Linked DNA regions of Mus musculus: region 1 is linked to region 2. The links are chromatin loops, found by intact Hi-C in ENCODE. Cell type or tissue: gastrocnemius. All regions are shown on one strand. Links, peaks and the distances in the headings refer to the core of each region. The heading gives the core; the rest is flanking DNA. Region 1 overlaps Tmod3 (tropomodulin 3). Region 2 overlaps Tmod2 (tropomodulin 2).

Evidence for each region. A loop is a pair of places that touch in the nucleus more often than their neighbours do. Peaks named below come from ENCODE experiments on the same cell type or tissue, not always from the same donor. Only the 100,000 strongest peaks of a DNase experiment are listed, where the experiment ranks them.
Region 1: it touches region 2 in a loop (10-fold over the local background); 28 of 42 quality-filtered maps call a loop at or near these places.

The regions. Positions count from the first base shown.
Region 1 is chr9:75,516,482-75,528,748 of GRCm38, reverse strand. It overlaps Tmod3 (tropomodulin 3), which reads left to right. Exons shown (of 10, transcript NM_016963.2): 4 at 12,154-12,267. Among named protein-coding and RNA genes, the nearest start is that of Tmod3, 37 kb to the left of the region's middle. In gastrocnemius, for the core only: a CTCF peak has its summit at 6,783 (motif pointing left); a DNase peak (open chromatin) is centred at 6,763; H3K27ac peaks cover 2,996 bases.
Region 2 is chr9:75,574,999-75,587,265 of GRCm38, reverse strand. It overlaps Tmod2 (tropomodulin 2), which reads left to right. Exons shown (of 10, transcript NM_016711.3): 6 at 1,088-1,218; 7 at 5,329-5,436; 8 at 10,014-10,157; 9 at 10,476-10,620. Among named protein-coding and RNA genes, the nearest start is that of Tmod3, 21 kb to the right of the region's middle. In gastrocnemius, for the core only: a CTCF peak has its summit at 5,064 (motif pointing right); no DNase peak of the experiment used is centred there; H3K27ac peaks cover 732 bases.

The DNA of each region.
Region 1 (12,267 bases), core at 2,614-10,613, 59 kb after region 2:
CCCAGAATGAAAGAGTTTACTAGCTAACGATACAGCTCAAGAAGTAGTGTCTAAGCCGGGCAGTCGTGGTGGCGCACGCCTTTAATCCCAGCACTCGGGAGGCAGGCGGATTTCTGAGTTTGAGGCCAGCCTGGTCTACAAAGTGAGTTCCAGGACAGCCGGGGCTACACAGAGAAACTCTGTCTCGAAAAAAGAAGAAGTAGTGTCTCACACAAATAACTTAGAAGTAGGGCATGAGCTACCTGAAAGCAGAAACGGGGACCTAAGGACGAGTAGCAGACTTTTGCTGTAAAGTACAACTAGCTAGACGATTCTCCAAGACGGCTTAGCTTATATGCAGGGTATACTATAGAAGTTACAGTGAAGGCTGGAGAGAGAGTGGTTAAGACCACTTGCTGCTGTTCCAGAGGACCTGGATTCAGTTCCCAGTACTCATATTGTACAGCTCACAGCTGTCTGAGGTTCCAGCTTCAAAGGCTCGAACGCCTCCTTCTGGCCTCTGAGGGTTCCTGCACTCGCTTGCACATAACACACACACCCATACACATAATATAAAAAAATAATAAAACTTGTAGAAATAAAATCAAGGTATATAAAACTAGAACCAAATATATAAAGATATAGAATATGATATGTACATGGCGTAGGTCCCGTGATGCAATAAAATCTGTTGCTGTTTTTTGTTTTGTTTAAATTAGAGGATTTCTTTTTGAAAATGTGTGTGCGTGTGCTTGTATCTGTGTGTTTTGTGCACCCTCCTGTAAGGATTCCATGAGGCCAGAAGAGGGGGTCATGTAGTTGCAGTTGTGAGCTGCCCGATATGGGTGCACAGCCATTTCTTCAAATGACGACCATGCACAGTGCTGACCATGGCGGTTATTTCCCGGCATACTGTACAGACCATCAGTAGTCTGTCTCAGTTAAAAAGGCACAGCGCTGTATGACTCTGTCACATGGGGAAATGACATGCCCAGCCTTTAATATTCCTTAATGTCTTTCTGTTATGACTCCTCCTCCCATTTGCTCCTGCCATGCTTCACTCTTATCTGGGCTGTTTTTCCACGTCCATTATTCCAGTGCCCTGACTGCAGTCTGTGTGCTACAGATAAGTGTGTTCCATTGGATTCTGCTTGCACTGCTGACTCACCAGGGATGGGCCAGCCCGTCCCTCGGGGACACTCCTGTTCTCCCCGCTCTCCTTGGGGGCCAGCCCTCTCCACTTTATTGTTTCTGTTGTGTGTGTGTGTGGTTTTTTTTTCCCCGACTCTGAGAATGTAGTATTCTTGGCTTCCTTCCCAGGAATCCCATGTGCGCCACCTTGTGCGCTTCCTAGAGGGGACTAGTCAGATGTCTTCAGTGGGTGGCTTACTTCCTAGAGGGACTAGTCAGATGTCTTCAGTGGGTGGCTTGCTTCCTAGAGGGGACTAGCCAGATGTCTTCAGTGGGTGGCTTGCTTCCTAGAGGGGACTAGCCAGATGTCTTCAGTGGGTGGCTTGCTTCCTAGAGGGGACTAGCCAGCTGTCTTCAGTGGGTGGCTTGCTTCCTACAGGTGACTAGCCAGATGTCTTCAGTGGGTGGCTTGCTTCCTAGAGGGGACTAGCCAGATGTCTTCAGTGGGTGGCTTGCTTCCTAGAGGGGACTAGCCAGTGTCTTCAGTGGGTGGCTTGCTTCCTAGAGGGGACTAGCCAGATGTCTTCAGTGGGTGGCTTGCTTCCTAGAGGGGACTAGCCAGTGTCTTCAGTGGGTGGCTTGCTTCCTAGAGGGGACTAGCCAGTGTCTTCAGTGGGTGGCTTGCTTCGTAGAGGGACCAGCCAGATGTCTTCAGTGGGTGGCTTGCTTCCTAGAGGGGACTAGCCAGCTGTCTTCAGTGGGTGGCTTGCTTCCTACAGGTGACTAGCCAGATGTCTTCAGTGGGTGGCTTGCTTCCTAGAGGGACTAGCCAGATGTCTTCAGTGGGTGGCTTGCTTCCTAGAGGGGACTAACCAGATGTCTTCAGTGGGTGGCTTGCTTCCTAGAGGGGACTAGCCAGATGTCTTCAGTGGGTGGCTTGCTTCCTAGAGGGGACTAGCCAGATGTCTTCAGTGGGTGGCTTGCTTCCTAGAGGGGACTAGCCAGATGTCTTCAGTGGGTGGCTTGCTTCCTAGAGGGGACTAGCCAGATGTCTTCAGTGGGTGGCTTGCTTCCTAGAGGGGACTAGCCAGATGTCTTCAGTGGGTGGCTTGCTTCCTAGAGGGACTAGCCAGATGTCTTCAGTGGGTGGCTTGTTTCCTAGAGGGACTAACCAGATGTCTTCAGTGGGTGGCTTGCTTCCTAGAGGGGACTAGCCAGATGTCTTCAGTGGGTGGCTTGCTTCCTAGAGGGGACTAGCCAGATATCTTCAGTGGGTGGCTTCTGAAGTCCTCTTCACCTCACTTGCAGTTGCCTCAGCTCTCCAGAAAACTTGGGGTCTCCATTGTTCTAAAAGAGGCTTCCTACATCCTGTTGAGAATAAGACTTCTCTGTAGAACATTTTGACTCTTGAGTAAGTCAAAAAGCCCACAGTTAGATGTCTTTACAGGGGCAGTATGTAGGGTTTGGTGGTGTCTGAAGCTCCACAGCGGGGCTTAAACTCCCATTGTCACTTGTCTTTCATTTGCAGGTAGGACTGTACCATTTCATACTTCCCCAGAGGTCAGTTTTCCTGACCTAGTCTTTTTTTTTTTTTAATCAGTTTTAAAATTCTAATCCTGGACTTTGTTGAATAAGGAAATTAAAGTCACTCAGATATAATGTCTACTGACAAGTACAGTAAGTAGAAGTTTTGTTGGAATTGTGCTTTAAAAAAAAATACATCTATTGAAAGTTATGTGAGGAGCTAGTGGCTGCTCTTCCAGAGAACAGGAGTTAATTAATTCCCAGTACCACATGGTTGCTCATAACCACTTGTAATGAGATCTGATGCCCTCTTCTTGTGCGTCTGAAGACAGCTAAAGTGTACTTATGTATAATAATAAATAAATCTTTTTTAAAAACCTATATGTATATCAAGTCATCTTATCTGAGGTCAAAATTTCAATAGAGAAGTTATCACGACTTTCAAAAAGCATGTAAGAATTAAGGTGAATTATACAGTATATATGTTACTAATACACTTGCTAATGAATGGCTTGGGATAAACAATGATACATCCACCCTATATCTATCTGATATCTGTCTGATAAAGCCTAGCATTTCACTCACCCGGTGAGGCAATTAGGGCACAAACCAAAAGTAACCCGTATAAAGGAAAGGCATTAAATTAGCCAGTGTCTCATAGTTACTGAATTTAAAATATTACTAAGAAAAGCACTTTTATCAACTAAGCAATCTCACTACCCAATCCCCTTAATTTAAAAAAACAAAACTTTATTTGGGGCTAGAAAAGTGGCTCAGCAGTTAAGTGTTTACTACTCTTGTAAATGATCCAGCACACAGCTCATAGCTGCCTATACCTCATCCTTCCAGCTCCATGGCATCTGATGCCCTTTGAAGGAGCTTGTATTCAAATAAACATTACCATAAGTGCAACACACACACACCTCTGTAGTGTGTAAAATAATCTTTAAAAACCATCTTTTGCTAATAAAGATTGAGTAAAAGGAAATTCCTGTGCCATAAAAATCTCCCTATGTAAGGTATATGATTCAATAACGTTGAACATATTCATAGAATCATACAACGACCCCACAATCTTTAGTTTAGAACAATTTCATCATGCCCCATAGAAACCCTGTATCCATTTGTAATCAATCAGTCTACCACATCCCTGTTCTACTCCATAGCCATAGGCAATCACTGATTTCCTCGCTGGCTCTGGACACTTCCATCAGTGGGCTGATACTATATAAGCTGATGACTGCCTTCTCTTACTAAGCGTGTGCACTCTACAGCAGACCTACATTCCCAGCCCTCCCCTTACTCCTTTTAATAATAGAATCATGTTCTATTATATTTTGTTCTTTAATATTTGGGTTGTTTCTGAATTTTAGTTATAAATATGCTGCAATGAATATTATATATAGTATTGTTGCTTTGTTTGGTTTTTTTTGGTTTTTTTGTTTTTTTAAGACAGTTATATGCTGTAGCCCAGGCTGGTCCCAAACTCCTAGGGATTCTCCTGCCTTAGTCTTCCAAGTTCTGGGATTGCAGATGATTAATGAGCCATTACTCTCAGCTTTTGATTTGTTTTGGATTCATGCTTGTGATTGGAAGGGAGGAATCTAACTTCATGGCATTTTGCATGTGACTGTCTAGTTGTCTACTGACCTTTCTCAATTGAATTGTTCTTATGTTCTTGTAGGTGAATCAGTTGCCCAAAGTGCAAGAGTTTACTTAAGATTCTATTCCATTGCTCTAAATATCTTTTTCTTCAACACGGCAATGCTGGCTTAATTACATTAGGTTTGCACTGAATCTTCAAATGGTCAAGTGTGAGTTCCCTGGTATTGGTCCTTCTCAGGTAGCTTGGCCTGCTTAGATTTCTGTAAGGCTGCTCTGGCTTACTTAGACGTCATATGAATTCTCAGTTAACATGTCACTTTATATAAAGCGAACATTTGGGATTTTGAAAAGAACTCAAGTCAAAAAATAAATTTGGAAAGATCCTACATAATCTGTATTCATAGAGCAAGTTTAGATCCTACCTAGTTTATACCTTCTTATAAAATTAATCTCAATTATTGTATTAAGGTACTCCTAAAGAAAACATGAAGTAATTCCTTTTTTATTGTTGAATAGGAATTGTCTCTTTTGTTTCTCGCCTCTCTTTTCTTCTGGTACAGACAATCCAACTCCTGACTTCACACGTGTTAGGCAAGCTGGCGCCTGCTGAGCTAAAGCCCCAGCCCCACACCCTTCTTATTAAAAATAGATTCTTTTCTCATATAACACACCCTAATTACAGTTCCCTCCCTCCGCTCCTCCAGTTCCTTCCCACCTCCCCGCCTATCTGGATCCACTCCCTTTCCGTCTCTCATCAGAAAAGAACAGGGTGAAGTAATTACTTTTTATTATTAACACTCTACATATGGAGAGATTATCATAAAAAGAACCCAAGACAGATACCAAGTCCAGGTCAGGAGCTATTTAACAATAACATTCAGTGTGTGTGCTGCCACTTTTTCATAGTCCTAGTATGATTACAACAGCTCATTTTTAAAGCTGAATTTATTTAGAAATAAGACATTAAGTTATATATAAAACTTGAAATGTGAATTCATCAAAAATCATTATCCCTCTGAAGATTGTTGTTATATTTAGTGCCTTTAAAAATGTGTAACTACATCTTTTTATTTATCAAAGAATTAATAAAATGAGTTTGATTCCAAAAAATAAAGATAGAATTTTGTGTTAGAATTTCCATAGGTCTTCAGGAAGTTTTTTGGCTTTTTTTTTTTCTATTAAGGTTTGTTTTGTACTTATTAAGCATTAGTAGAAGTTTGTGGGTGGGGGAAATTAGAGATGAATAACACCTCAAGAACTGTGGGTGAGGATTATAAAAATAAACATCCTAGATTTTTACAATGCTTTAGATTCCTTCAGCTCCCAAGACATGGGCAGCTATTTGGTAGTTTGATTGGTTTTCTTTCTTTTTCATTTTTTTTCTAGCTTCATTTTTTAAGCCCAGGCTGGCCTCAGACTTGGTTCATGCTAGACCTGAGGGTGACCTGGAACTTAGGCCACTTCCTCCCACATAAGGCTACATCAGCTTTTCTTTTTTTTCTCTTTAAATTGACAAAAATAGGAACTATATATATTTACAATATGCAGCAAACCTCTTTATATATGTGCACAGTATAGAATGGCAAAATCAGGGCATTTGATCCATGGTTGTGTTCTGTTTTGTTTTGTTTTATTCTCAACCTTGCCTGCTGGCTGTTGGGATGCAGATACACATCAGACCAACTAATAAACCAGAGTTTCTGGGATACACCTCAAATATCAGAATTTCTCAGCACTTGTTGCCAAGTCTACTCTGCATTCACCACTTAGAACCAGCTATGAACAGCAGGGAAGGCAGGCAAGCTTGAGCCTGGCAAGCGCGCGCACAGTGGAAGTCATGCCTGCTATACCACACATGCCCTGGACCCTGTTAGATACTGGAGATCAAGCCTGGGGCCTGTGCATCCCAGCCCTCCTGTGAACCATTTTCATTGAAATAGTAATCCCAGCAAGGATTTTAGGACACAATTACTTAATAATACTTAATAATAATGAAAAATTACTTAAAGGGCTAGAGAGGTGGCTCAGGGGTCAAGAGCACTTGCTGCTGGGACACGGGTTTAGTTTGCAGGGAACATACACAGTGACTCACAACTATAAATCCAGTTCCAATTGTAAATCCAGTTCCAGGCATCCAGCACCCTCTTCTGGCATCTGTCGGCACCAAACATACATGTGTAAATGTGTGGTCTGACACTCATACACATAAAATAAAGAGAAATAGTAAAAAATATGTGTAATCTACTCTATTACTTAAAAAAATAGGAAAAACAAACAAAATTGATCACCAGAACCCCTAAATTTTGAGATGTTATACCAGAGAGCCCGGCATGCTGTTGCTGTTGTAGGGTGAAGTCTTCTACCAGAAATAATTACGTTTTTAAGCTACCAATTTATTGGAAGAAGCACTGGCTTAAAGAGTTTGGAAACTCATTCAGGGCTTGAGAGATGGCTCAGTAGTTAAGAGCACCAGTTTCTCTTCCGGAGGACCCACATGGCAGCTCACAAGCATCTATAACTCTGGTGCCCTCTTCTGGCCTCGGTGAGCACCAGGCATGTAATATGTGGTACATAGACCTATATGCACAGGCAAAACACCCATATACATAATATTATTTCTAGTTAGTTAGCTCATCTTTGAACCAGCATGTTTTGAATTATGCTGTTTCAAATGGGGCCATTTGGACTAAAAAGCTGTTCACCAAGTTGCTATTCAGCAGGTTGACAGGGATGACCAGATCATAGATTCTGGCCTTGAAAATCTCAAGGGAGAGAGGCACACAAAATAGTCTAAATCTGCCTTTTCCTGATGACTAAGGTTGTTAAACACTCATTTATATTTTTTTCTTCTGAGAATCGCTTGTTTATTTCATTAGCCCATTTGTGGATTAGGTCAGTTTTAAATGCTGTGCAGAAAGCTTTTAATTTCATGCAACCCTACCTATTGATATTTGAGATTGGTTCCTATACTATTGAAGTTCTGTTCTTCCATACCATACCCCCAGTGTTTTGAAACATATTCCTATGTTTTTCTCTAGCAGTTTGAGGTTTTAAATTAAGGTATTTATTCCATTTCTAATTGGTTCTTACATAGCATGAAAGGTACTGGATCTAATTGTGTTCCCCTGCAGGTAGACTCCCAGGTTTGCCAGCTCTTCTTATTGACTAGGCTATCCTCCTCTACTGCATCCTCCTCTGCTGCATCCTCCTCTGCTGCATCCTCCTCTGCTGCATCCTCCTCTGCTGCATCCTCTTCTGCTGCATCCTCCTCTGCTGCGTCCTCCTCTGCTGCATCCTCCTCTGCTGCATCCTCCTCTGCTGCGTCCTCCTCTGCTGCGTCCTCCTCTGCTGCATCCTCCTCTACTCTTTTGGCCACCTTCGTCAGAGATTAGACGCCCACAGCTTTGTCGGTGTATTCCAGTCCTCTACTCGGTTCCAAGTCTGTAGCTCCTGTAGTGTGGTTTGAGGTTTGGCAATACCCCCACTTTTGTTCTTGCTCTTTAGAATTGCTTTGGCTACCTGTGGACTTTTGTGATTCTATATGCGTTCTTGGGTTCTCTAGAGCTGTGAAATAGAATCTAAATTTTGATTAAATCTGTATTGTGTTAAATCTGTGGATTAATTTTGGTATTAAAGTCATTTTCACAATTAATTCTGCCAATCCAAGAGCAGGGAAGATCTCTATTATTGTCATTGACTTCCTTTTCCAGTGTCTTAAGTGCCCTTTGTAGAGGTCTTTTTAGCAGAGGAAGAAGCTCAATATGAATGGGATATTTTTTCTACTTTCTTTTCTTCTTTTTTTAAAAGATTTATTTATTATTATACATAAGTACACTGTAGCTCTCTTCAGATATGCCAGAAGAGGACGTCAGATCTCATTACAGGTAGTTGTGAGCCACCATGTGGTTGCAGGGATTTGAACTCAGGACCTTCGGAAGAGCAGTCAGTCTTACTGACTCACTGACTCACCAGTCCTACTTTCTTTCTCTTAAGAGTTCAGTGTGGGGGCTGGTGAGATGGCTCAGTGGGTAAGAGCACCTGACTGCTCTTCCGAAGGTCCAGAGTTCAAATCCCAGCAACCACATGGTGGCTCACAACCATCTGTAACGAGATCTGACTCCCTCTTCTGGTGTGTCTGAAGACAGCTACAGTGTACTTACATATAATAAATAAATAAATCTTTAAAAAAAAAAAAAAAAGAGTTCAGTGTGTGTGTGTGTGTGTGTGTGTGTAGACTACTGTTTTCTTATATTGATTTTTGTATCCTGCAACTATATTGTTAGAGCTAAGAGTTTTCTTAAAAGTTAGATGATGTGCTCCACTATGTTCATAGCAGCCTTATTTATAATAGCCAGAAGCTGGAAAGAACCCAGATGTCCCTCAACAGAGGAACGGATACAGAAAATGTGGTACATTTACACAATGGAGTACTACTCAGCTATTAAAAAGAATGAATTTATGAAATTCCTAGGCAAATGGATGGACCTGGAGGGCATCATCCTGAGTGAGGTAACCCAATCACAAAGGAACTCACACAATATGTACTCACTGATAAGTGGATATTAGCCCAGAAACTTAGGATACCCAAGATATAAGATACAATTTGCTAAACACATTAAACTCAAGAGAACGAAGACCAAAGTGTGGACACTTTGCCCCTTCTTAGAATTGGGAACAAAACACCCATGGAAGGAGTTACAGAGACAAAGTTTGGAGCTGTGACGAAAGGATGTACCATCTAGAGACTGCCATATCCGGGGATCCATCCCATAATCAGCTTCCAAACGCTGATACCATTGCATACACTAGCAAGATTTTGCTGAAAGGACCCAGATATAGCTGTCTCTTGTGAGACTATGCCAGGGCCTACAAACACAGAAGTGGATGCTCACAGTCAGCTATTAGATGGATCACAGGGCCCCCAATGGAGGAGCTAGAGAAAGTACCCAAGGAGCTGAAGGGGTCTGCAACCCTATAGGTGGAACAACATTATGAACTAACCAGTACCCCGGAGCTCTTGACTCTAGCTGCATATGAATCAAAAGATGGCCTAGTCGGCCATCACTGGAAAGAGAGGCCCATTGGACTTGCAAACTTTATATGCCCCAGTACAGGGGAACGCCAGGGCCAAAAAGTGGAAGTGGGGAGAGGGAGGGAGGATATGGGGGACTTTTGGAATAACATTGGAAATGTAAATGAGGAAAATACCTAATAAAAATTATTTTAAAAAAATGTTAGATGATGGTTTACACCTTTAATCCCAGCACTCCCAAAGTAGATAAAGGGAGAGGTCTCTAGATCTGAGTTCAGAGTCATCCAGGGCTACACAAAGAAACTCTTTCTTGGCAAACTGAGGGGAGGGGGGTGGTTGCATAAGATGTTTTAAGTACAGACAATCCTATGGTTGGTAATGAGGAATTGCTGTCTAATTACTAGATGCTCTGCGGTGTGTACGTCATTAATGCGTCCTCACTGCTAGAGCTAGGACTTAAAGCGCTAACTTCAACTGGCGGTCTGTGGTGTGTATGTAGTTAACATGCCTCATTAATACAAAGTCACCTGGACTGACCCACTGTCAAAATCAGAAATCCCTAGCTTTGAATTCAGATATAGGAGGTTACAAAAACTGTTATTCTCACTGTGTTGATTTTTCTGTCGTTTTAACAAATACCTGAGAAAAACAACTTTGCTCCTTTTAAAGGAAAAATTGAGGGCTGGTGTGGTAGCACACACCTTTAGTCCCTGAACGTGGAACATAGGAGGATCTGAGATCAAAGCCAGCAAGGGCTATACAGTGAGACTGTCCTTTACAAGTTTATATTTGCTCGCTGCCCTGAAAGTGTCAGTACAGACAGCCTAGATTGAAGCAGAACGCCGTAGTGAGAGCATGTTGTGGACCAGAGGTGTTTGCCACATGGCAGCCAGGAAGGGGCCAGAAATGGGGTGTATCTCCCCAGACCTCTCAGTAACCTGCTTGTAACTAGTCTCCTTATTCTACCCCACCCCCAACCCCACATTCCAGTGCCATCATGTGGCATCATGATCCACCTAGGGATTAGGTCACTGCCCTCATGATCCAGTCACTAATAGTGACTGGATTACCTATCTCCTGGGAGACAGGACTTCTGTCCAGGAACTTTTGAGGTACTTCACAGCTAAGCTATAAGAACCGAAACAACAGAATAAACCATAACTGACTAGTATCTGCTGTACTGGTTAACACAGACATCACACTAGATGTTTCTATTGCGCACTTGAAATATAGCTGAATTTTTAATCAAATAGCCACAACTATGGCATTGAATGTAGTGAATAATATAATAGCAATAGAGACAGAGTCTGTCTTTAGTGCTGGGGAGGGCACTGAGTACAAGGAAAGTGGAGAGGAAAAACTCCCCAAGGCTTGCTGTCAGCTGGGAGAGACTGGGGGAAGGGCAGCAGAGCTACAACTTTTCCCAGGCCATCCTCCTGCCATAGAGCGGAAAGCAGATGAGGTAAGCAAGGGTCAAGTTATCCTCCAGGGCACAAAGAGCCAGGTGTGGGGGGTGGAAAACAGCTGCCTGTTCCCTAGAGACTTTCAGTCAGGACTATGTGTCAGGGGCAGGGGTCACGGGAAAGTATGCAGCTTCTCCAAAATCCCTGAGTCCTTGACAGGAAGGAAGCTCCTGGTATGTTCTCAAAGTGGCTCAGCACTCAGGAGGCAGAGGCAAGAGCATCTCTGTGCGTTGAAGGTCAGCCTAGTCTACATGGTGAGTTCCAGGGTAGCCAGAGGTACAAAGAGAGACCTTTCTCAAACAAAGAAAAAAAATCAATAATAATAGTAAATCTTTAATTATAAAAAATAACCAAGGAATCTAATGGAAAAGCATATAGAAGCATAATATAAAGAGGTGGGAAGGTTTAGACAGAGATGTGAGATAAGGGGTTTTTTCTTTCTTTTGAGATAAGAGCTCTCATAAGCTCAGGGTAACCTTGAACTCCTGTGCTACTTGCATCTCCCTCCCTCACAGCTGTGTCCTCACAGCCAGTGTTCTTGCCTCAGAGGAACAGTTGTTGAGTTTTAGGACACCCCTTGGGATATAGAGACATTTCCCTGCGATTAAATTAGAACTTGAGTATCTAGAATTGTCTCTGCTGTTCCTCAAGTCACTATTAACAGTTTGTAGTAAGAAATTGGATGCCTTTTTCATTTTTATACATTTTAGGATTTCGGGTGTGTGTGTATGTGTGGTGTGTGTGTGTGTGTGTGTGTGTAGTGTGTGTGTGTGTGTGTGTGTGTAGTGTAGTGTGTCTGTGTGGCTGGTTTGGAGCTCACTGCCATTCTTTCTGCTTTAAGTACCCGGTGCTTTAATGATTACTCAGCCAGCTTCATTTAAATATTGATTCAGAATCTGTGAAATAACTCATAATTTCTCCACAAAAGAACTGGGCATTGTGCACTCAGGAGGCTGAAATGAAAGGATTATGGGTCCAAGGCCAGCCTGAGCCACAGAGTGAAATTCTATCTCAGAACTGAAAACAAAAGTAGCCATTTTTATTTTCAGAGATGGGAAGCTTTTTCAGTTATTCTTGCTTTCTAGCGTGTGTAGCCAATATATTGCTGTAGATGTTGGTTTTTGTTGTTGTTGTTGTTTTGTTTTGTTTTGTTTTGTTTTTTCTAGACAGGGTTTCTCTTTGTAGCCCTGGCTGTCCTGGAACTCACTTTGTAGACCAGGCTGGCCTCGAACTCAGAAATCCGCCTGCCTCTGCCTCCCAAGTGCTGGGATTAAAGGCATGAGTCACCATTGCCCAGTTAGGTGTTGGTTTTGACCTGCTTGTCTATTTCAGTTGCACGTGCCTTACCTGTGTGAGGGGGCAAAGATGGCACTGATTTAGTGACAGCAGTGATAAGTAACAAATGCTTTTGTTTTTCAGGGAAAATTTTTATCCCCAAACAGAAGCCAGCGCAGACTCTTACAGAAGAAACTATATCCCTCGACCCAGAGTTAGAAGAAGCTTTGACAAGTGCTTCAGACACAGAGCTGTGCG
Region 2 (12,267 bases), core at 1,721-9,720:
TTAGCTTAGGATGGCCTCAAACTCCTGTCTCCCAGAATCCTCCTCTCTCAGCTTCTTGAGTGCTGAGATTTTAAGTGTATTGCTGATGTGTAAGGGCTCTCTGTACATTAGAATATTAATCCTTTGTATGTTGCATGCACTCCATATATTTTCTGGTAAGTTAGTGTGTGTAGTTTTATTGTTGCTATTTGGGTTTTGTTTGTTTTGAGACAGGCCTGGAATTCATTGTGTAGCCCAGGTTGGCCTCAAACTCATGATCCTCCTGGCTCGGTCTCCTAGATCCTGGTAGTGCAGGCATATACTGCTATATCTAGCTTAAGTTATGTATTTATTTACTTGTTTATTTATGTATATGTATGGAAATGGAGTTTTTTTCACATGTATATATGTTTACCACGTGCATATCCAGTGCCCAAGGAAACCAGAAGAGAGTTTCAGATCCCTGGAACTGGACTTACTAATGTTTGTTAAGATACCACGAGGGTCTCTACAAAATATAGCAAGTGTTCTTAACTGCTGAGCCATGTTCCAGCCCCCCAGTAATTGTTTCTAAGGTGCCTTTCATTCTTCTTTTCCATTCCTTGGTCTTTCCATACCTTTATCAAAGCTAGAGATGCAAAATGGAAATTGGAGGAGGGCCACGATCAGGAAGCCAGAGCGGTATTGATTTTGGGGAACTGGGGAGAGAAGCATAGATCAGTACTAGAACAAATGCTTTGAGCAGGGCCTGGGTTCAAGTCTTAGCATCACACAACATTTTTTAAAAGGATTTGGAAAATGAAGAGGCTCATCGTGGTGGCCATCTTTGCATCACAGAGCCTATGGTTTGGTGCTGATAGTGTGGGAAAGTCCAACTGGTACAACAGTAACTGCCAGTGGATGAGATGCCTCATAGTGGCTGAAAAGCATCTGCCTTCCAGACTGACTCAGAGCGGCACCACTGCTCAGTGCGAATAAACTCACTGTGGTTCATATTGGAACCAGTGTTGGACTCTACATGAAAGAATGATACTTTCCGGGGAAGCTGTCTCTAATTTGATAGAAGACCTCTTGCACTTTCTTTTATAAACTAAAACTTGTGTTTTAGATGTCGTGAAAGGTGAAAAGGCCAAGCCAGTATTTGAGGAGCCACCGAACCCCACAAATGTGGAGGCAAGCCTGCAGCAGATGAAGGCCAACGACCCCAGCCTGCAGGAGGTCAACCTCAACAACATTAAGGTTTGTCCCTTCCAGAGCTGGACATCACTGACTGACTGCTTTTACAGTGGCCTGTGGTCCTTTCAAGTCACTGATTTCAGACAGACTAATCCAGTCAAAAGAAATGGGTCTATAAGAAGCGTGATTTCTAGAACTTTTTGAAACAATTCATAGAACTCAGGCCAAACAAATCGAATTATACCTGATGGTGAATAACCACATCAACTTTCCTTCTGTGTGTGTGTGTGTGTGTGTGTTACAGCACTCTACCTCCTAGCTGTATCCCCAGCCCCCTCACACAGTTTCAAGTGTCAGAATGTCAGAGTAACTTAGAAGGGTAGTTGGCACAGGCTCTCAAGTGAGAAACTGCCAATCAAGGCTAAGGTATCCAAAGATGGCAGCCCCATGCATCTGTGGGCAAGAGACCTCACTTTCCCACCACATGGGTCACTCTTCAGGGCTGTTTGAGTGTTCTCACACAACTATATCTGGCTTTTCCCAAAGATAGTGACCCCAGAGTGAAAACAGTCAAGAAGGCAAAGGTTCAGTGGTTAGAAGTAATTGCTTTTCTTGCAAAGTACCCAAGTTCAGTTCCCTGCACCCATATCAAGTACCTCACAACCAGATCCAGATCCAGGGGATCCAACACTTCTGGCCTCTCAGGGTACCCATACTACATGTGCCCCTCAACAACACACACAGTATTTCCCATGACCTGGTGTCTGAAGTCAAGACTGTCATTCCCACTTTGTTCTTTTTAATGATAAGTCTTGCTGTTGCCACTCTAGTTAGCAGTGGGAGCCTAAAATAAGGTAGACTGAAGTCTCACACAGTAGGCAACTTTATTCGGAGCATCCAACAGTTTATACTCTGAGGGTTAAGAAGAGTCACCTGAGTGAAGTATAAAGTCACAAGGACAAGAAGCATGTGGCAAGACACATTTGTTTCCATAGAAGCCTACCACATAAATAACAATAGCCAGTCGTAATGAATAATGTGAATTAGACTCACCCCTAACCAGTACACCTGGAAGAGGCACGAAAACACATTGAAAGAACAATCCATGCTATGAAGGACCAGAGATTGCAAGACTCTTGTCTTGTTTACTTGGAGCTTTCTCCCAGGGTCTCACAAATCTTGCACAGCTTTGCTCATGGACCACCTTCTGACATGGAGCTGTTGAAGGAAGAGAAGCAGACAAGAGGAGCGTGAGCACATATGGATTGCCTGGGGCCCCCTTTATTCATTCTCTTCAGTTGGCTGGCTGATGACTTGGTTGGCTAATTTGAGACAAGGTTTCACTGTGTTGCCAAGATTGGCTTTTAAACTCTTCAGACTCAATATGTCAACAGGGCTGATTTCAAACTCTCCATCCTCCAGCCTCTACCTCCTAAAGATTAGGTATAGGTTTGTTTTGTTGGTTCCTATTGAGCACATCCCTAGCATTTAATACTATCTCTAATGAGTTGTTTCTTCTTTCTTTTTATTTATTCTTCTCTGGAACAGTACATCCTGACTGCAGGCTCCCTTCCCTTTGCCCCTCCCAGCTCTACTGCCTCTCCATTTCCCTTCAGAAAAGAGTGCTCCTCCAGGGTTATCAAGTGAACCCGACATAACAAGATGCACACCAAAACGAGGCACAGTGCTCATGTCAAGGCTGGATGAGGCAACCCAGGAGGAGGGAAAGGGTCCAGCAAGCAGGCAAAAAGAGCCAGAGAGACACCCCCCCCCCAACTGTTAGGAATCTCACAAAAATCTCAAGCTAAACAACCACAGCATATATGCAGAGGGCCTGACGCAGATTCTCATGCAGCCCTGCTTAGTTGATTCTGTAGGCCGTGTTCTCCTGGTGCCGTGGCTCCTACAGTCTTTCCTCTGTGGGGTCTCCCAAGCTCTGCTTAATGTTTGGCTGTGGGTCCCTGTCTCTGCATCTGCCCCCATCAGCTGCCAGAGAAAGCCTCTTGTCTCTCTGATAAAGGTTGGGCTGTGATCTGTGAGTACAACAGAATATCATTAGAAATCATTTCACTGGCTTGTTTTTTTTTTTTTTCTTGCCAGTCATGTTTGGTTCTACCCTAGATCTGGGCCATCCAGCTTCCAGTTTGTGGCTATCTAGGCAGTTTTGGGCACGGCTCCCTCGCCTGGTGTGGGCCTCAAGTTAGACCAGCCATTAGTTGGCCACTCCCACAAGCTCTGAGCCACCATTGCCCCAGCACATCTTTCAGGCAGGACAGGTTATAACAGGTCAAAGGTTTGTGGCTGAATTGGTGTCCCAGTCTCACCACTGCAAGCCTTGCCTAGTTACAGATGGCTGGTTCAGGCTCTGTATCCTCCATTACTGTGAGTCCTTGCTAGGGTCACTATCTTAGTTAGGGGTTTACTGCTGTGAACAGACACCATGACCAAGGCAACTCTTAGAAAAACACATTTAGTTGGGGCTGGCTTACAGGTTCAGAGGTTCAGTCCATTATCATCAAGGGGGGAGCATTGCAGCATCCAGGCAGGCATGGTGCAGGAGGAGCTGAGAATTCTACATCTTCACCTGAAGGCTGCTAACAGAATACTGACTTCCAGGCAGCTAAGATGAGGGTCTTAAAGCCCATTCCCAGTGACACACCTACTCCAGCAAGGCCACACCCTCTCCAACAAGGCCACACCTACTCCAACAGGGCCACACGGTCTAATAGTGCCACTCCCTGAGCCAAGCATATACAAGCCATCACAGTCACCCTCATAGGTTCTAGGAAGTTTCCACTGTAACAGTTTCCACTGTTTCCAATTTCCACATTGCCCCCAGTTCCAGTTATCTCTCCCCTTACTCTTTCTCTCCATCCCTCACCCCGACCTGATCCCTCCTGTTTCTAACTATGTGTATAGGTGTCCTATGTGAGTACATGCGCATGAGTGAAGTTGCCTGGGGAGGTCAAGGACGATAGTGGATCCTGGAGCTGGAATTACAGGCAGTTGTGAGCTAATCAGCTTGGATGCTAGGAACTGAATTCAGGTCCTCTGCAAGAGTAGCAAAGTACTGTTCACTGATGAGCCATCTCTCCAGCCCCGATTATATTATGTTTATAGAATGTGCATTATGTGTTACGTCATTGGCTACTGGAATTTCATGATCTCACTTGCTCGTCAGTGAGAGTTGAGATTTAGTTGCTGTGGTCGATCAGCTTAGCCATCATGCAGCCAGGCTCATGCCCAGTGCTGTCCTTTGCTGCTTGCTGCTTACATCTACAGTGACAGGTGATTTGTGTATGTGATTTGTAAGAAAGAGCCCACATATATACCCAAGCATGGAAGACACTCATAAAATACAATTAACAAATCTAAACATAAAAAGAAAAGAATACAAACACATGTATTAGCTCATACCTTGAGTCCAAAGGATCCGCTCCCAGCATGGCACTTCCATGTGGCTGTGTGCAAGAGACCTCGCTTTGTAGAGGTGGAAGCAGGGAATCACCGTGAGTTCAGGAGAGCTTTGACAACCTGGTGAAATTGAGGCCAGATTGAAGCCGGCCTGGGTTCCAGGAGACCCAGTTAAGATCCATCCAGTGTTCACTGAGGATGTTATAGTAAGAGACAAACACTGACCACATGTTGGCAGCATAGGTGGTTAGCCCCGAGTGGTGATGGAATTGTAGGAAAGGAAAAATGTGAAGCTGCCTAGGAGAACTCATAAACCAAAGAGGAAATCATTCAGGCGGCTCTTCAGAGGTGGAGAAGACGACAACAGGTGTTTTCAGACCAAGGAGAAAAGCATATCTGAAGGGTATGTGTGTGAGAGACGATGATTGTTAGCCTGCCCTAGGATATAGGGCAGAAGGGGGGAAAAGGAAAATCTTTTGAGTTACATTCCCTTATTGGGCACTAGGAGGCGCTGTTCTCTCAGAATAGCTTAGTTATCACACATGGACTTAAAAAAAATTTTTTTTAAAGATGTGTAATCAGCCATCTAAATACAGGTTATAGTCAAAAGTTGCAGGGGGCTTGCTGATGGTGGAGCTCAGTAGCAGAGCGCATGCTTAGGACATTGAGACCTTGGGTCCAATCAAAACTGAAAACAACTGAGGGTGAGTGGGAGCGCAGTGTGAATGGTTTCTAACTAACCCTGTTTTCTGTGCTTAGAACATTCCAATTCCAACCCTGAAGGAATTTGCAAAGTCTCTGGAGACCAACACCCATGTGAAGAAGTTCAGCCTGGCTGCAACCCGCAGCAATGACCCTGTGGCCCTTGTAAGTGAGACTTGAAACACAATATGACGTCATTTAATTCCCTGGCAACTCTTTATTTTTAGTTTTTTTTTCTTATTGTTTAAGATTAGCTTTCTGTTGTTTTGAGATAGGAGTCTTGCTGTGTAGCCTGCATTTTGAACCCACCATGGATCTTGGACTAATCTTGAATTCCCAGTAATCCTCTTGCCTCAGCTTGCCTAGTGCTAAAATTTCAGGCATGAAATCACCATTCCTCGATAATTTATTTTATCAATTGAAAGTCTTAGATCTGGTCAACTTAATCTAACAAATTTACGGTCCTGAGGCACAGGCTAAGAACCTACACTACAGACGCATTGGTTTAAGTGGATTCTTGACAGCGCTGTGCTTTCCAAACAAGACAGGCGTCTTGGCATTTAACTAAATAAATATTTAGAGTTTGTTCTGTGTTGAGAAAAACGATTCTGCAACTTTCCCTCCTACAGTAACTTTCTGTAACCGTCATTAGATATTATGATGCCTCCCCCAAACTTGCTTGAACTTGGCACATATAAAAACGTCAGAGTGTGTTTTGTCTTAATCTGTATGTGCATTAATAAGCCAAGCATACTGTAAACAACCAAAAATAGTGAAACATTCCATTTGACATTCAGTTAATGCGAGTATGGAAATAAAAGTAATAACCAAACCTTTGTCCTTTTATGCATTTGGGGTAATCTAGCCAAACAAGAAAGCTACTTAGCCTAAGTAAATACTGTCCCCACCGTAGCCATCACCGCTTCCTCTTGTCTGCTTTGCTTATTTTAAGCCACTCTTCTAGGGACTCGGTGACTACAGTTCTGAGCGCTAAGCTTTGAAAGCTTACCTCACCCAGTCATCCCTTAGTGCTCCAAATACGTGCTGTTGTTAGTTCCTGCAATAACGTAAGAGGTTAGATTATCCCAGGCGTGGCAAGTAATGACAGAGCCAAGAATCACCACCAGGTCGTTCTAGTTCCATTACACTAAATTTACACACACAGCCCTGCTGTTGTTGATAGGGTCTCCGGGAATCAACCTGAGAGTTTACAACACCAGCCGCTGGCTCTCAAATCAAACTAGAAAAACAAAGGTCCTGACACAGTGGTTCGATTTAAAGTAACAGTCTTGGGCTGGAGAGAAGGCTTAGCGGTTAAGAGTGCTTGCAGCTTTTCCAGAGGACCTGAGATGATACAAAGTATCCACTTCAGACAACTCGCAGTTGCTTATAACTCAGGCTCCAGGGAATCTAATGCTCTCTTCCAGCATCCTTGGCACCTCATCCTTGTATGAGGTCACATACATGAAGCACAGACATACCTTCAGACAAAACACCCATATGCATAAAATAAAAATAAAGTCTAAAAAATAAAAGTATATAGAGATATGTCTGGGCGTGTAGATATAACTTAGAACTGTAATGAGGTATTCTACATTCTTTTATTCATATTCCATCTTTGAAACCTGTGGGGTGTTTTATATTTATAGCTCATCAGTTCAAACTACTACTGGTTTTCTTCCTTTTTTTTTAAGAATTACTTATTTATTTTATGTTCATGAGTACACTGTCTCTGTCTTCAGACACACCAGAAGAGGGCATCGGATTTCATTACAGATGGTTGGGAGCCACCATGTGGTTGCTGGGAATTGAACTCAGGACCTCTAGAAGAGCAGTCAGTGCTCTTAACCACTGAACCATCTCTCCAACCCACTAGCTGGTTTACTAAGGCTTAGTAGCTACATTTCTTGTGACTACCATGTATGTTGGGTTCTGTTTATTAGATTTAAAAGAATTATTTTAATTTTTAATTAAGTGTGTGTGTGTGTGTGTGAGAGAGAGAGAGAGAGAGAGAGAGAGAGAGAGAGAGAGAGAGAGTTAGTTCAGCATCCTTGAAGCCCAGAAGAGGGTATGTGGACTCCTGGAGCTGGAGTTGCAGGTGGTTGTGAGCCGCCTGAGGTGGGTGCTGGGAGTTGAACTTGGCTCTTCTCCAATATCAGCATGTACTCTGAACTGCTGAGCCATCTTTCTAGCCCCAGGAAATTACAGTTTTATATAATCCCATAGAGTGCAGAAAGCAAATCTTGAGACATGTATTTCTACTCTAATCATTTCTATAGCATGGAGGGAACCACCTCTGTGTTTTTCTGACACTACTATCCCAGCACATGGAATAGATGCTCAGATATTTGCTGAACCGAAGTGAACCAGAGTGAATAACTCCAAGTTGTGTTTGGCTGCATGGGCTCCATTTCGTCCCATTTGAGAAAAAGTGTTTTCTTTTCTGAAGTTTAAGATAAAGCGGCACGATCTTGCCTGCCTGCCAGGAGGTTGTGCAAGTTTTTATAAAGAACTAATTGCTCTGAAGTTTCTTTATTCTGGGACGGAAAGTTAAGGCCAAAGCTTGGTGTGTCCAATGAGGAAAGGCTTGCTGCACTCCCATCCCATGCTCTGATTAACATGGGTGCATTTAATTTTAAGATCAAGTGTTAAACGGAGCATGGTGGCCTATGTCTCTAATCCCATCACTTGGGAAACAGAGGCAGGGGAATATCTGAGTTCAAGGCCAGCCTAGTCTACAGATAGTTCCAGCATAGCCAGGGCTACACAGAGAATCTTTGCCTCAAAACTAACAGACAGCAATGAAGAACAACTATTGAATAAATGTACCTTGAGTTGCATCGTGTGCCATTCCATCAGCCTATGTCCCTGTGCGTTCGGCTCTAACACCTGTCAACACACAGGATGTCCATTCTGTCCCAGTGACTCTCAGCTCAGGAGTGCTTTTCCTCCCAGGGCTCCCTGGCAGTGGCTGGAGGTGTTTGGAGCTATGATGAGGACGTATGCTACTGGTATTTGTAAGGTCTCAGAATTCTGAGAGGCTGCTCATAGGACACCCACGGCAAAGAAGTCACCAGGCCCAGATCTTAGCCATGCAGAGGTTGAGAAACCTGCCTGTCTCCTGTGGAATTCCTTCTCTTCCTTCTTCCTGTCTTAACTGCCATGAAGATAAATTAAGATCGTTTAGGGCTACTCCCTAGAAGCAATCAGTATTAGCAATTTGTTTTTCATTCTCCCACTTATTGTCTTTATGACTTTAATTAAAGTGGCTGCCAATCTCAACTATTCATGCACTTGAGGAGCAAAAGGGCCAGGCCTCAGTACCTTAAAGAGCCTGTTCATGTTCATCTGGGCAGAGCCAAAATATACTCTGTGTGTGTGTGTGTGTGTGTGTGTGTGTGTGTGTGTGTGTGTGTGTGTGTAAATGTTATCTATATATGTGTGTGCATCTAGGTGTATGGTTCTAAGTGAGTGTATGTATAATAAGTGTGGGGTGCTCGTGGAGGCCAGAAGAGGGTGTTAGATCCCGTGGAGCTAGACTTGTCTGTGAGCCTCTCGATGCTGAGGTCTGGACACTTGTTTTCCTGATTGAACAGCAAGTGCTCTGAACCACTGGACCATCCGTCCAGCCTCAATTATATGAATATTTTAAAAATGTGTTCATACTGAGACACCTTTAAACCATTATTAAAATGTGTTCTTTTAGGGACTACCTAGTCTCAACTCTTGAGGAGTACAAACAGGAAGATCAACACTTTATGGCCAGCCTCAGTGACACAGCAAGTTCAAGGACAACCTGGGACACCTCAGAGTCTGTCTTCTCTCTCTCTTGTTCTCTCTCTCTCTCTCTCTCTCTCTCTCTCTCTCTCTCTCTCACACACACACACACACACACACACACACACACACACACACACACAGAAAGAGAGAGAGGGGCTAGAGAGAGAGCTCAATGTTTAAGAGAACTGACCGTTCTTCCTGAGTTTTTGTTCCCAGCAACTACATAGTGCTCACAACTGTCTATAACTCCAGTTCCAGATGATCCCACACCTTTTTCTGGTGGCTGCTGGCTCAGTCACACACATGGTGCACAGATATATATGTAGGCAAAAAATACACACATTAAAAAAATTTTTAAAAAGAAAAAACATACAGCCACATACACCACGTGGATGCTGGGAATTAAACCCAGGTCCTCCAGGAGAGCAGCCAGCACTCAAAACTGCTGAGAGTCAGTCACTCATAACTGCTGAGAGTCAGTCACTCATAACTGCTGAGAGTCAGTCACTCATAGCTGCTGAGAGTCAGTCATTCTCTCTCTCCAGCTTCTACTAAGCTATTTTAATTTTATGTTTGGTTTGGTTTGGTTGATTGTTTTTGTTTTGTTTTGGGGTCTTTGGTTGGTTGGTTGGTTTTGTTTTGTTTTGTTTTGTTTTGTTTTGTTTTGTTTGAGGTAGGGTTTCTCTGTGTAGCCCTGGCTGTCCTGGAACTCACTCTGTAGACCAGGGTGGACTACTCAGAGATCTGCCTGCCTTTGTCTCCTGAGTGCTGAGATTATAGGCATGTGCTACCACTGCCTGGCACTATTTTAGTTTTTATAGTTCAAGATTTTAATTTTACTTAGAAATAAAAATATGACTTAATAAATGTTTCCTTTAAATGCTATCCAGCAATCTATTTCTTTCATTTGGGAGAGAGATGTTCACGTTTAGAAACCCTGATGACTGTTTTCGTACACTAAGGCCTTTGCAGAGATGCTGAAAGTCAACAAGACCTTGAAAAGTCTAAACGTAGAGTCCAATTTTATCACTGGCACTGGAATCCTGGCCCTGGTGGAAGCGCTGCGGGAGAATGACACCTTGACGGAGATCAAGATTGACAACCAGGTACAGATGGGTGGAGCAAAGCTGGCTTCTATCTTAGGGGAGTCCCCATAGGGAGTGGGCCAAAGCTCAAAGCTCTCTGTGGATTTGATGGGATCTCCTGGCTTTCCTAACAGTTTCTGGCCCATAGAACATATGCACTCTCTCTGTGTCTCTGTCTGCCTCTGTCTCTCTCTGTCTCTCTCTCCCTCCCTCCCTCCCTCCCTCCCTCCCCCCCTCTCTCTCTCTTTTGGGACGTAGCCATGTAGTTTTCCCCTGTAAGTAACTTTTTTCTTTCCCTTCCTGTTTATCCCATGTATATGTGTACGCGCCCACAACCAGAGGCAGCAGTTGGGAACAGCTGTGGAGATGGAGATCGCCCAGATGCTGGAGGAGAACTCAAGGATCCTCAAGTTTGGGTACCAGTTTACCAAGCAAGGGCCACGGACAAGAGTGGCAGCTGCCATCACAAAAAATAATGACCTGGGTAAGGCAGATGTGATCTGTGCTGGTGACAAGTAGGACAATTCATCTTCCCACTTCAGAGGCAGTGTCTCAGATACCACACCACTGGGCTCGGTGGCACTACTAGGTAGTCATGGCAACCCTCTGATCTTCAAGGCTTCAATGCAGTGTTTTTAGGAGAGCTCTAATCAAGCTTAGCTCTGCTTGATTTCCATGCCTTGGCCTCCCCTCTCCTCCTTCCACATCGATGATACTCTCTCTGTTAGACAAGGGCATAGCAATCTCTGGTTCCTTATGGTTGGGTTCTGATGATGCTTTCTTCAATACTCAGGCTTAACTGTGGGGACATGAATACTTCTGTACTTTGTGTCAACTGTACTGACAGAGCTACATGACACAGATTAAAGTCTCACAGAGATTTTCAGCCAGGCCACTCTTTACCTTCCTGTGCTGTTACACTTTGTTGAGGATCCATACTGTTTCTTCTGTTAAGATGAGATGGGGCACATCACAGTGAAAAGGAGGTTAGTCACAGTGTAGAACGATGGGACAGAATGAGAAGGCTTGGTCTGGAGACATCTCAGCTACCTGGAGTGGCACTGCAAAGGGACATCTGGGACTGGGCAAGTCCACTTGACAGTCAGGCAACAACAAGCTTGAGTCCCTTGTTTGAGGTTTTGGAACAGTGGGCCAGACCTTAGACAAGGAAGAGACACTGGCAGGACATAGAGCTGTACTTACTCACTGAGTATGGAGAGTAAGACCCATGACCCAGCAAGAGGCTTAGACCCATGACCCAGCAAGAGGCTTAGACCCATGACCCAGCAAGAGGCTTAGACCCATGACCCAGCAAGAGGCTTTGGAAAAGGATGGAGACAACCAGAAGATGCCTAGGAAATAAAGCATGTTACGCCCAAATCTGAGCAACCCAGAAAACAAACAAACAAACAACAACAAAAAACAACAAACAGGTAAAGCAAGACTCTAGAAGTATTGTAGTAAGGCCCAGGAACAGCCACTGCAGATGTCACCTTGGTCACGTCTCACAGCTTGGGCTACTGAAAGTATCAAGGTAGAGAGGACTTTGGACAGGATACCAGTTGGCCAAATCCAGGGAGCTTCCATAAGCCTCATTCTATCAACCAAAAGAGCCTGCAGCCCAGGAAGTAAAAAGAGAAGAAAGGGGTCTTTTAGAAACAGGACTGCAGTCAGGTTTGGTGGTGTGTGCCTGTAATTCCATCATTCAAGAGGTTAACGTAGGAATGTCATGGTTGAAGACCAACCTGGGCTACGTGGTAAGACCATGTCAGGGGAGTGGAGAGAAGGGTGGAATCAGGTAATCATTTTGTTTAAGTTTTTTTTATTTTATGTGTATGAATTTCTAGTTTGCATGTATATCTGTGCACCATGTGCATGTCTGGTGCCTCGAAGTTCAGAGGAAGCGTCAGTTCTCCCGGAACTAGAGTTATAGCTGGTTATGAGGAGTTGTGTGGGTGCTGGGAATTGAGCCCAGGTCCTCTGCAAGAACAAGTGCTCTTAGCTACCGAGCCATCTTTCTACCTCCCAAATCAAGCAATCTTGACAGTATCTTTGATTCCCAGTACTGTTTTGAAGAAACCTCAATGTCTGATTTTGCCTGTGGTCTGAACCCACTCCTTTTTTTTTTAAG